Linked DNA regions of Mus musculus: region 1 is linked to region 2. The links are chromatin contacts, found by Hi-C or POLR2A ChIA-PET in ENCODE. All regions are on one chromosome and are shown on one strand. The core of a region is the stretch at or near the end of the contact, and the rest is flanking DNA. Distances in the headings are between cores, read along the strand shown.

Region 1 (4,165 bases), core at 1,621-4,120, 190 kb before region 2:
GGATGTGGGCTCAGCCACTTCTGAGCAAGTATAAAAATGGTATCCCAAATTAAACCTGGGAGCAAGCCCAAAGCAGTGTTTCTCCATGGTTGCTGCCTCTGCTCCTGCTTGAGTTCCTGCCCTGATATTTTATTTATACATTTTATATTTATAAATTATTATATGACTTTATTATTTATATTATAATTTATATAATATTTATATTATTTATACACACAGGTATATAGATATATAGTTGTTGTTGTTGTTGTTTTTTCATTAAAAAAGGGAGTGGGACAGTGGTTGCACAAACCTTTAAGCCCAGAACTCAGGAGGGAGAGGCAAGTGGATCTTTGAGTTTGAGGCTAGCAAACTTTTATTTATTTAGCTATTTTGTGGCAGTTGTCTTAGTCATTGTTCCAGTTGCTGTGAAGAAATACCATGACCACAGCAACTTAAATAAATGGAAACATTTAATTGGGGCTGGCTTACAATTTCTAAGGTTCAGTTCATTATCTTCATTTCAGGGAACATTGTGGCAGGAAGACGGAAGTAGTGCTGGAGAGGAGACTGGAGAGAAACACTGGGCCTGTCCCTGTGATGCACTTCTGCCAGCAAGGCCACGCCTCCCAGTCCCTGAAGTGTCACTCCCTGAAGATGAAGCATTCAAATATGAGTCGATGAGAGCCATTCTTGTTCACGTCGCCATAGTTATGGAGGTTGGACCCAGCACTCAAGACTGTTATAAAGAATTTTTGCTTTGGTTTTTGTTGTTGTTGGTTTGTGTTGTTTTTGTTTTCTGGGGGGCGTGGGGTAGAGACAAGGTGCACCCAAGCCTACCCTCAATGACTCAGTGGCTGAGCTGTGTCATCACCAGACCTTTGAAAAGGTTTTGGCCATCATTCTAGCTCTCTCTTGGTGTCTCTGTCTCTCTTTCATGTCCCCTCTCCAAGACTGCCTTTCCCCCTCCCCGTCAATCAATCTGTTGCAGAAGATATGTTGCATGGTGTGATCTTTCCGGTAAACCTTGCCTGTAATCTGCCAAGGTACTCCCATGGCATAAATCCTAACAGTAGTAGTGTTTGCTTTTGAAACAGGGTCTCTATTCCTGATGCCCTTGAACTTGCTATGTAGACCAGACTAGCCTCAAACTCACAAATCCACCTGTCTCTGCCTCTCAGCACACCAGAAGGCAGAGAATGACAGATCTCTGAGTTCAAGGCCAGCTTGGTCTACAGAGTTCTTCCAGGGCTAAGCAGAGAAACTCTGTCTCAACCAAACAAAAAACAAAAATTTGCAAAATTTGAGTGACATTGAAATATGTGAGATTGGCCGGGCGTGGTGGCGCTCGCCTTTAATCCCAGCACTGGGAGGCAGAGTCAGGCGGATTTCTGAGGCCAGCCCGGTCTACAAAGTGAGCTCCAGGACAGCCAGAGCTATAAAGAGAAACCCTGTCTCGAAAAACCAAAAAAAGAAAAAAAAGAAAAAAAAAAAAAAGAAATATGTGAGATTGAAGCCATTCTGGACAGTATAGCAAATTCCAGGCCAGCCAGGGTTTCATAATGAGACCTGTCTCAAAGGGGAAGGGGAGAGAATAAGAAGTAAATTATGAAGATGGGTGAGAGGAGCTGAAGGTATGCAGAGGATGGTGCTCGATTCCCAGAATCCACACGGTGGCTCGAAACCAGGTAGCTCCAGGTCAATAGAGCTGATGCCCTCTTCTGGCCTCCGGGGGCGCATAACCTGCTGGTAAAATACTCCCCATGTAAAGTAGAGTTTCATGCTATTTTTCTTTCTGGGCTTAGCAGTGTTCCAAGGGGCCTGAAATGGGGTGGCCTGTAATAGCCCCAAGGTCCCAGGGCCCTCAGTATTTGTGTCCCTCACCCCTTGTGGAGTAAAGGTTGAGCAATGGCCCAGGATAGGTGCCTTAGTTAATGGTCAGACTGGATCCTAGAAGCCAACAGGCCTGGCCTAAAGTAAACACAAAGTAAACACGCCCTGACACAAAGCTGGGAGGCGGGCGCAGAGGCTCGGCCAGGTGCGAGTGGGCTGTCACGGAAGGAGGCAGTGAAGTTCATTAGCCTCCTCATTTGGGGCAAAGCGAATCCGTGTGGTGACACACAATTGTCTTGGAGGATTTAAGGGGATTTGCCTGAGTGTCCCGGTGGGCCCCTAGCCTCCTCCTAATCCAGTCCACATTTCAGACTACTTAGGAACGCATTAAATGTCAAAGCCGGCGTTTAGGAAAATATCTACATTTCGTATGCAACGCCCGGGTCAAAAGAAAAGCCAAACCGACGAACCTTCCAGCTTTTGGCGCAAGAGGCACTCTGTGTGGTCCCCAGTGTGAATGGGGAGGGCCGCGCTCCCCTCCCAGGAATGCAGTCCTTTCTCTAGGGGAAAATGCTAATGCTTTGTTTCTGCCTTGGCTCCCCCAGGCGCGGGGGCGCCCCCGCACGATTGTCACCGCCACATTAGCATGTGAGCAGCCCCTATCCCCACCCACACCCACACCCCCCCCCCCCCAGCTCAGCCCTGATTGGGGACTTCTGGGACCCGGGCAATGGCCAGCTGCCAACAGTCTTACCACAGTCCATATCTCCGCTGAGACCTCAGGAAGCTAACAGGCAACCCTGCAGGTGGGGAGTTTTCACTCCATACGCGTTGATCCTTTAATATACGAGAAAAAACTTTATTGTAGCTGTCCCACCAAGGAAATCAAAATCATTGGAACAGCTGTGGTCCCGCTGCGATCTGTGTCCTTATCACCAGGGTATCCTGCCCACGATGTGACTCTTCACACGACCTCCAAGCTATTCCCAGCGGGGACAGCCGGGAAGGGGTACGGCCAGCCCGCGGGATCCCTCTGGAAAGCAGCAGAGAGGCAGAGTCTCGGGACGCAACCGGGAATCCGCGTGGAGCCCGGGGCGCCGAGCGCCACCTAGCGGCAGCGCGGAACAGCCCAACAAATTTCTTCACTGATTTCTTCCCGTCATCTGTTCCTTTCCACTTTATTCGATTCTATTGATTTTGTTTTAGTTATTTGACTAGTTTGTTTTATACAGCTTTATTTTACTCCTGTCACTTCCGTGGTTGAGTAAATGTATAAGCCATTTCTATCTTTGGCTTTTTTTTTTTTTTTTGGTTTTTTTCCCCATTGTTTAGATTTTAATTTTTACCATAATAACATTACTCAATGTATTTCATTTGCTTCGGTTCCTTGACTTATCTTTGCTCTGTGGGTGAAGGTTTAAGATCCTCTGTACTCTTCTGGCTCTTTTCTGCCTGAGTTTTTGGGGGTTTTTTTGTTTTGTTTTTTTGTTTGTTTTTGTTTTTTGAGACAGGGTTTCTCTGTGTAGTCCTGGCTGTTCTGGAACTCACTTTGTAGACCAGGCTGGCCTCAAACTCAGAAATCCGCCTGCCTCTGCCTCCCAAGTGCTGGGATTAAAGGCGTGCACCACCACCACCCGGCCTGAGTTTTTAAAGAAAGGAAAAATACTGCTTTAGCTAAGTACTCCCAAGTATTGGACAAGGATGATATTTTATGGCTTTATGCCGAGGCTGGGCCAGGCAAGCATCTATTTGGATAAATACCATTGATAAGTATTTCAGCTGGCATTGTGACAAAGGACTGTCTTGCCTGTAGTCCCTGACTAAGGCAGAAGATTGCTCAGAAGTTTAAGCTTGACTGCATGAAACAATGGAGTGAGAATTTGTCTCAAAAATCAAACGACAGGGACTGGAGAGATGAATCTACAGTTAAAAACACTGGCTGGCTGGCTGACTGCTCTTCTAGAAGAACCGGGTTCAATTCTCAGTGCCCACACATCGACTCACAGCCATCTGCAATTCCAGTTCCAAGGGATCCAACGCCCTCTTTTGGCTTCCTCTGGGCACTGGAAGTAGTGCACAGAATACATGCATGCAAAACACCCATACACAAAATATAAATAAAATAAAAATCAAACAAGGCCAGAAAGATGTGGTTGGTTGCCCGTACCTTTAATTCCAGCACTCAAGAGGCAGAGGCAGACAGATCTCTGTGAGTTGCAGAACAGCCGGGGCTACAAAGAAAGACCTTGTCTTCAACAACAACAAAATCAAATAACAACCATAACATATACTTCTCCAGTTGCTGTAGTGTAAAAATAATAATAATGATAATGACGATAATAGAAAGTCAATT
Region 2 (3,822 bases), core at 996-3,495:
ATGGGAGCACGGCAGTAGGAGAATTCATCTATGGCTCTGCGTCAGTGCCTGCCTCCAGATTCCTGCCTTGGCTGCTGCTGCTGGACTGTGACCTGCAAGCCAAATAAACTATTTTATGTACAAGTTGCCTTTGGCCATGATGTTTTAACGCAGCTACATAATGTAGGTCAGACAAATACCCACCCTCCCTAGTTCTGAGAACCAAACCCAGGACCTCGCACATATTAGGTAAGTACTCAGCCATTTTTTACAATTTTAATTTTTTAAAAGCTTGCGTCCAGAGGTATTTTGCTTGCCTGGTGTACCACACATGGGCCTGGTGGTTACAGAGGCCAGAAGAGGGAATCGAATGCCCGGAAATAGAGTCACATGAGGTGGTGAGGCACCATGTGCATGCTGAGAATCGAACCCAAGATCTCTGGGAGGGAAGACTGTTCTTAACCACTGAGCCATCTCTGCAGCTTTGTTTTTTGTTTTTGTTTTTGTTTTTTTGAGACAAGGTTTCTCTGTGTAGCCCTGGCTGTCCTGGAACTCACTCTGTAGACCAGGCTGGCCTCGAACTCAGAAATCTGCCTGCCTCTGCCTCCAGAGTGCTGGGATTAAAGGCGTACGCCACCTAGCCCGGCTGTTAATTAGTATTTGAGATAAGGTATGGCCATAACAAATACAAGAAGACCAACTACTGGTTGCTCTCATTTACAGAGAAGGTGCTTGATTTATTCAGATTTTTTAAAAAAAGATTTATTTATTATATGTAAGTACACTGTAGCTGTCCTCAGATACTCCAGAAGAGCGCATCAGATTTCGTTACGGATGGTTTGTGAGCCACCATGTGGTTGCTGGGAATTGAACTCAGGATCTCTGGAGGAGCAGTCAGTGCTCTTAACCACTGAGCCATCTCTCCAGCCCTTATTCAGATTTCTGATATCTCCAATTCTAATCTTACAGTCATATGATCTAATATTAATCCCAACGCCCATCCATTTATTGAATAGCACAGTAAATACAGTATTGAAAAGGAATGAGGAATTCTTGTTGTAATAAATCCTTTACAGGAACCTCCCCAAGAACCTGGTTTTCCTGGCCTCCTGACCGGGAACCGCACCCAGGTACCACAGCACGGGTGTGGAGGTCAAACATTGACGTGGAGGAGCCGATTCTGTTTTCCCAAAGTGTCCTGAGATTGAACTCAGGTCATCAGGCTTGGTACCAAGTGCCTTTAGCAGCTAATCTCGGAAGTTCTAAATACCTTCTGTTTTTGTTTGTTTGTTTTAGACAAGGTCTCATTGTGTAGCCTAGGCTGCTCCGGAACTCAGAGACTCACTGCTTCTGCCTTCTAAAAGTGCTGGGATCAAAGGTGAGCCAGTCAGCTTCTAAGTTTTACAAAAGGGTATGTGTATATGTATGTGTGTGTATATATATATATATATATATATATATATATATATATATATATATATACATACATACATACATACATATTTTACAAAAGGGTATGTGTATATGTATGTATGTATATATATATAGTTTTGAATTCTATCCCTATACCTTTGCTGTAAACTATTTCAAAGTGTACAGAATTTTTTTTTTCAAGACAGGGTTTCTCTGTGTAGCCTTGGCTGTCCTGGAACTCACTCTGTAGACCAGGCTGGCCTCGAACTCAGAGATCCGCCTGCCTCTGCCTCCCGAGTGCTGGGATTAAAGGCGTGCGCCACCACGCCCAGCTCAGAATTTTTTTCTTAATGCTGTCTTCATCATATAGCTCAGGTAAATTCCTCCAGCATCCTAAGACGTAATATATCCTCAACTAGACAAGTCACACGATATTCAAGGAGCCACCGGTATTCTTACTAATTTTATCCATGCAACATCCTCTAAAACCTTAGGTCAATAGCATTGCTATTCAAAGTGTGAAGCCTGTAAACCCGCAGCCTATTATTTATGGCAGGCTTAGCGATGTAAATTTGAAATAAATTTGAACTATAGTGGGAGTTTAAGGCTAATCTGGGCTACAGCTAGGAGACCGAGTCGAAAACTAAAACGCACCCCAACCAGGATGTGGTGAACCAGAAATTAGGCGTGCGCGGCCCATACATTCTTAAAGTGATTATAAACTTTCTTTCCTGTCAAAGATGGGAGTTCCACGCACCGCAGGCTGGCCTGGAATTCACTTGGGTCCTACCCCTCCACCTTTCAGAGGCAAAGGCTGAGCACCTCCTCCAGGCACGCCCATCTCGGTCCCCCGGCGAGGAGGTCTGCCGGACGGGGCGGGCCACGGCCCGCTTCCCCGCCTCCCTTCCTAGGCCTGCCGCGTCGCGCGTCCTCAGCTCGGGGCTCTGGTTCGTGGGCCACGCGCGATGGGGCCCCGCAGCCCTACGGCCGCGTTGCTGGTGCTGCTGTGTGTCGGGTGCGCGCCGACCCCCGGGCGCGGGCAGTACGAGCGCTACAGCTTCCGCAGCTTCCCGCGGGACGAGCTGATGCCGCTCGAGTCGGCCTACCGCCACGCGCTCGACCAGTACAGCGGCGAGCACTGGGCCGAGAGCGTGGGCTACCTGGAGGTGAGCCTGCGGCTGCACCGTCTGCTGCGCGACAGCGAGGCCTTCTGCCACCGCAACTGCAGCGCGGCCACGCCAGCACCCGCGCCCGCCGGCCCGGCCAGCCACGCCGAACTACGCCTCTTCGGCAGCGTGCTGCGCCGCGCGCAGTGCCTCAAGCGCTGCAAGCAGGGCCTGCCCGCCTTCCGCCAGTCGCAGCCCAGCCGCTCAGTGCTGGCGGACTTTCAGCAGCGCGAGCCCTACAAGTTTCTGCAGTTCGCCTACTTCAAGGTAAGGGCACTCGCCCCACCCCGAACCCCGCCCTGCCAAACCCCGCCCACTCTACCGAGCCGCTCTCTGTCGAGCCCAGGTCGCCGCCCCCGAGCCCCGCCCACAGAACCCCTTCCGGCTGATCCGGTCTAGCCGACCCCAGCTCCCAAACCACTTCTGCCCTATCCCAATCCCCCCAGCAAGCCTGCAGTCCAGTTGAGCCTCGCCCACCCAGGCCCCGCCAATCACATCTCCTGTCCTGTGTCCAGGACCATCCCCCTCTGCACAATCACCCTCCCTCAAAATTTGTCCTACCGAACAGGGTCCAATCTTGCCCCACCCTCCCTTGTGAGCGCTCACCAGCAGCATCCCATATTGGGCCTCCCTTGGGCCACTTCTCTAGGTCTAGCCCCACCAAGCCCAAGGCTCAGCCCTGCCACTCAACCTCGAGCATCATTCCTTTATCCTTTGATTTTTTTTTTCTCATTTATATTTTTATGTGCGTGCGTGCTGTGTGAAATCTGTGTGCCTGTGTCTGTGTGTATACCATGTCATACGTGTGTGGATGCCTATGGAGGCCAGAAGAGGGCAGCAGATCCCTTGGAGCTGAAATTAGAGGTGATTGTGAGCCACCCAGTGTAACCTGAGTACAGGGAACAGAGAGAACTTTGGGTCCTCTGCAAGGGCAGGACGTGCCCTTATCCACTGAGCTATGGCTCCAGTCCCCTTCACCCAGGTTCTGCCACAGAGCTCTGCTAAAGCTCTCCAAATCCCGCCCTTCCTCCTTCATCTTGAGCATAAAAATTATTTTCTCTCACTCTCTCTTTTTTTCCTCATGTAACCTGGGCTGGCTTCAGAACTGCTATATAGTGGAGGCTGATGGTGAATTCTTTATCCTCCTGCCTGCATACCTCCTGCATGCTCCACCCCTCCCAGCTCCTGTGAAAATTGTTTGCAGCCTGTGCTGAGGTAGCAAATATGCCACAGGGCCCCAGCAGAGTACTTGGAACTGGAAGGA

Evidence for each region. Hi-C counts contacts between places; a loop is a spot of excess contacts on that map. ChIA-PET counts read pairs that join two places held with the same protein, here RNA polymerase II (POLR2A).
Region 1: POLR2A ChIA-PET joins it to region 2 with 12 read pairs in embryonic stem cell. The contact joins the enhancer-like site here to the promoter of Crtap in region 2. A Hi-C loop is called at or near these places in 2 of 37 maps with a recorded cell type or tissue (T-helper 1 cell and T-helper 17 cell). POLR2A ChIA-PET finds 5 or more read pairs at or near these places in 3 of 5 experiments (all embryonic stem cell).

Annotation. Positions count from the first base shown.
Region 1 is chr9:114,582,681-114,586,845 of GRCm38, reverse strand. It overlaps Cnot10 (CCR4-NOT transcription complex, subunit 10), which reads left to right. Exons shown (of 20, transcript NM_153585.5): 20 at 507-972. Among named protein-coding and RNA genes, the nearest start is that of Trim71, 20 kb to the right of the region's middle. Within about 2 kb of position 2,870, at least 1 of the 3 ENCODE cell types and tissues checked has a DNase peak (open chromatin) inside an H3K27ac peak, as active enhancers do.
Region 2 is chr9:114,389,135-114,392,956 of GRCm38, reverse strand. Crtap (cartilage associated protein) reads left to right here and starts at 2,245. Exons shown (of 7, transcript NM_019922.2): 1 at 2,245-2,825. The coding sequence starts at 2,358.